2 separate regions of the Homo sapiens genome follow, and region 2 is linked to region 1. Evidence: chromatin loops called from intact Hi-C (ENCODE). Cell type or tissue: psoas muscle. All regions are shown on one strand.

Region 1 (2,500 bases):
AAATAAAACTACCATATGAACCAGCAATCTCACTACTGAGTATTCTTCCAAAGGAAAGGAAATCAGTGGGATCCTGCAACCCCATGTTGACTGCAGCACTATTCACAATAGCAAAGATATGGAATCAACCTAAGTGTCTCCCAACAGATGAATGAATAAAGAAAACGTGGTATATATGCACAATGAAATATTATTCAGCCATAAAAAAGAATGAAATCTTGCATTCGCAACAACATGAATGGAATTGGAGGTCATTTTGTTAAGTGAAATTAGCCAGGCACAGAAAGTCAAATACCCTATGTTCTCATATACGTGAGACGTTGATGTCAAGGAGGTAGAGAGTTGAATGATGATTACCAGAGCTGGGAAGGGTAGGGTAGGGTAGGAATAAGGAGAGGGTCAGTTAACGGGTACAAACATACAGTTAGATAGAATGAATAAGTTGCCGTGTTTCATAGTACACTAGGGTGACTATAGTTAATAATTTATTGTATATTTCAAAATAGCTAAGAGATAAGTTGAAATGTTCCCAATACAAAGAAATGATAAATATTTAAGGTGATGAATTTCCTAATTACCCTGATTTGATCATTACATATTATATGCATGTATCAAAATATGACATGTACCTCATAAATATGTACAACTACTATGTATCAATTAAAAAAATGAGTGGGACCCAGTGGTTCATGCTTGTAATCCCAGCACTTTGGGAAGCTGAGGCAGGAGGATCATTTGAGGCCAGGAGTTTGAGACCAAACTGTGCAACATAACAAGATCCTGTCTCTGAAAGAAAACAAAAAACAACAAAAAAAAAAAGCCAGGCATGGTGTTACGTGCCTATAGTCCCAGCTACTCAGGAGGCTGAGGTAGGAGGATTGCTTGAGTCCATGAGTTCAAAGCTGCAGTGAGCTATGATTGCACCACTGAACTCCAGCCTGGGGAACAGAGTGAGACCCTGTCTCAAAAAATAAATACATAAATAAAAAAATGTTTAAATGTGAAAAACAAAAAACAAGAAAGAAGCTCTGAAGTATTCTAGTGGATATTCAATCCCTTCCATACTTCATCCTGCTCCCCAAAAGGTTCTTGTACTAATTCTAATTTTTCAAAGTGAAGCCCTTGTGTCACATATAATATTTTTCTTTTTTTCATCTTTTTCAATTAACCTAACAAATGTTTTAAACAGGCAACATAATCACACAGTTAAAACTTTCAAGTTGCAAAATGGCATTGTTATGGACTGAATGTTTGTGTCCTGCCTCCCAAAATTGGTATGTTGAAATCCTAACTCCTAAAGTGATGGTATTGGGAGGTAGAGCCTTTGAGAAGTAATTATGCCATAATTTATGAGAGCAGGGCCCACATGAATGGGATTCATGCCTTTATAAAAGGGACCCCAAGATAACTCCCTCATTCTTTCTGCCATATGAGGCTACAAGGAGATGTCAGCAGTCTCCAACCCAGAAAAACGCTCTCACTAGAATCCAACCCCGCTAGCACGCTGATCTCAGACTTCCAGTTTCTAGAACTGTGAGAAATAAAACTTCTGTTGTTCATTAGCCAATCAGTCTATAGGGCTTTGTTATAGTGGCCTGAACTAGATAGGTATGTAATGAAAAGTTTCCCTCCTTACTTTTATTCCTAGTTACCTGGTTCCCTTCTCTAAAGGCTTCAAGAAATATTTTATGCATATACAAGCAATATGTATTTATGTAAAAATCATCCTCATTTCCTCCCATTTTAATAGCAAGAGTAGGCAGCATATTACATATTGTTCAGCACCTTGCTTTTTCATTAAATGTATCTTGCAGATCATTCTACACAAAAATACTCTTTATTCTTTTTTATGGCTGAAGGGTATTCTAATGCAGAAATGTAATATAATATTAACGCCTTACTGACAGTGATTTAGTGTCCCCCTTCCTCTTATGTAATGAATGAGTTGCAATGAACAGTCTTGTATATATGCCATTTCTAAATTCTTCATGTAGGTTGGTACTGTTGTTTTAACTATTATATGACATGATTGGTAAAAAAGAGCTGAAAATCTACCTTAGTTTCCATGTTGAGGAGATGAAGTCCTTTTATATTCACTCCTACATACACAGGGATGACTTTATGATTGCTGGGGCTTGCCTTTGTAAATATCTGTCCTGTGAAAAATGCTGCTCCATAAGTAGGAATTTCCCAGCAATTCTGTAAGAACATGCGCTGAAGGTGATGCATTTCTTTACTGACACCTTCACTTGTACTGAGATTCTAAAAACAAACAAGGTAAATTAAAAATAAAAGAGATATGAAAGGAAAATGTACCATTGATAATCCAAATAGATCAACTAAGCAGTTTCTAAAATCAAGATTGCCCCTAAAGAATAAAATTATGGCACATTGTATCAGGAGTACTTTTTCTCTTGTGATGTTAATATTAAAAAAAAAAATTGAGGTCTAAAAATACTGTCTATGTTATTGGGTTTTAATTGCTTCACGGGCATGGATA
Region 2 (2,500 bases), 110 kb before region 1:
CTACTGTCCCAGGCAGGAGAATCGCTTGAACCCAGGAAGCGGAGGTTGCAGTGAGCCGAGATCGCGCCACTGCACTCCAGCCTGGGCCACAGAGTGAGACTCCGTCTCAAAAAAAAAAAAAAAATGTAGATAGTATTCAGGTTTTGTCTCTAGGTCTTTTTATTCAGTCTTTGTCATGAATGCAGGTCACAGAGGTTTCTGGAAAGGCATGCCCAGGACTGGGACCAGATTAACCTTTATTAATGGTCACAGTGGCAGCCTGGGCTCATGGTTCCACTTTCCCTGGTTTCATCCCTAATAGACCAAAAGAATGGTATCTTTTCAACTCCTAACAAAAGCTCTACTATTGTCAATGTAAGAACATCATACTCTGTAAAATGGTAAGCCCTCTGAAAAGCCTCTCCGGTGACTAATAATGAATGTTGTTAAAACTACCTTAATCAGTCAACATAAAATTCAAAACAAAAAGAAAAACTTTTGGAACATTTATTCCAGTTTATGACTCTGAAGGGATAGAAAACATTAACATTTAAAAAGTTAGATTAGGCCAGGCACTGGTGGCTCACACCTGTAATCCCAGCACTTCGGGAGGCCAAGGTGGGTGGATCACTGAGGTCAGGAGTTCGAGATCAGCCTGGCCAACATGGTGAAATCCCATCTCTACTAGAAATACAAAAATTAGCCAGGCATGGTGGTGGGCGCCTGTAATCCCAGCCACTTGGAAGGCTGAGGCAGGAGAATTGCTTGAATCTGGGAGACGGAGGTTGCAGTGAGCCGAGATCACGCCACTAAACTCCAGTATGGGTGACAGAGTGAGACTCCGTCTCATAAATTTAAAAAAAAAATAAATAAATAAATAAATAAATAAATAAATAGATAGATTAGTGACCCTAATAAAAATAGCTCTGTACAATTAAAAAAAAAATTGGGATGACAAAAATATTTGCAATTAATATGATTAATGAGGGCTAAAACCTAAAAGAAACAAGAAGCCTAACTATAATATTAGTATTCAGACTCCATTGACTAATAGAGGCAAAAGTGTAAAGGTTAATTTATCTGAAATTTCAACTTTGCTGATAAAGTAGAAAACAGTGATAGGAACCTGCCGTTTTACTATTACTACTACTACTACTACTACTACTACTACTACTACTACTACCACCACCACCACCACTACTTGTTAAAATCTAGGTTATTTTCCCCTAGAGAGCAGGGTGAATGTTTTCTTAATGTCTTTACATTCTTCTCTTCCCTAAATATAGAGAATTTATGGTAAATACTTGAGGGCAGAAAGTTTTCGAAAGGCTCTCATTTACCAGAAGAAATACCTGCTGCTGTTACTGGGTGGGTTCCAGGAATGTGAAGATGCCACCTTGGCCCTGCTTGCCCGGATGGGGGGGCAGCCAGCTTTCACGGATCTAGAGGTGATCACCAATCGCCCAAAGGGCTTCACCAGGTTTCGGTCGGCCGTCAGAGTATCCATTGCAATTTCCAGGTAAAGACTTGAAGGAAAATGCATTTTACTAGTAGACTCTCTAAAAGGATTAGTTATTTTTAATTCTCCCTCTATTCTCTGCTGGTTATACTCTATATTTATATAGTAGGAGGTATGTGCCATCACTGAAGCATGTCTGCTTTTTTTTTCTAGGTTTTCATTCATTTAGCAGGAATACTGGCAGGGTATGTGTAAACTATGAAAAGGGCCTTCCTAGGTCCAGGCAGCTGGTGACTCAGAGCTGGCCTATCCAATCACGGCTGCCTTTTAGAAAACAATCTGGGCCAGGCGTGGTGCCTCATGCCTGTAATCCCAGCACTTTGGGAGGCCAAGGCAGGCGAATCACAAGGTCAGGAGATCGAGACCAGCCTGGCCAACATGGTGAAACCCTATCTCTACTAAAAAAACAAAAAATTAGCTGGGCGTAGTGGCAGGCACCTGTAGTCCCAGCTACTTGGGAGTCTGAGGCAGGAGAATCACTTGAACCTGGGCGGCGGAGGTTGCGGTGAGCCGAGATCGGCGCCACTACACTCCAGCCATGTGACAGAGTGAGACTCTGTCAAAAAAAAAAAAAAAAAAAAAAAAAAGGCCGGGCATGGTGGCTCACACCTGTAATCCCAGCACTTTGGGAGGCTGAGGCCGGCAGATCGTGAGGTCAGGAGATTGAGACCATCCTGGCTATGCTGAAACCCCATCTCTGCTAAAAGTGTACAAAAAAATTAGCCAGGCGTGGTGGCGGGTGCCTGTAGTCCCAGCTACTTGGGAGGCTGAGGCAGGACAATGGCATGAACCTGGGAGGTGGAGCTTGCAGTGAGCTGAGATCGCGCCACTGCACTCCAGCCTCGGTGACAGAGCAAGACTCTGTCTCAAAAAAAAAAAAAAAATCTGAATAAGCCCATGAACAAGCTCACACATGTAAATAAATAAAAGATTATAAAATTTAAAAATGTGGTTGACAAATTACTTCTTAGGCTGGCGTACATTCATTTTCTTCATTGCTAA

Evidence for each region. Peaks named below come from ENCODE experiments on the same cell type or tissue, not always from the same donor. Only the 100,000 strongest peaks of a DNase experiment are listed, where the experiment ranks them.
Region 2: it touches region 1 in a loop (3-fold over the local background); 14 of 110 quality-filtered maps call a loop at or near these places.

What each region holds. Positions count from the first base shown.
Region 1 is chr7:92,211,140-92,213,639 of GRCh38, forward strand. It overlaps KRIT1 (KRIT1 ankyrin repeat containing), which reads right to left. Exons shown (of 19, transcript NM_194454.3): 17 at 2,056-2,262. Among named protein-coding and RNA genes, the nearest start is that of MIR1285-1, 8.3 kb to the left of the region's middle. In psoas muscle, no CTCF peak of the experiment used is centred here; no DNase peak of the experiment used is centred here.
Region 2 is chr7:92,101,329-92,103,828 of GRCh38, forward strand. AKAP9 (A-kinase anchoring protein 9) reads left to right here. Exons shown (of 50, transcript NM_005751.5): 46 at 1,266-1,498. Among named protein-coding and RNA genes, the nearest start is that of CYP51A1, 32 kb to the right of the region's middle. In psoas muscle, no CTCF peak of the experiment used is centred here; no DNase peak of the experiment used is centred here.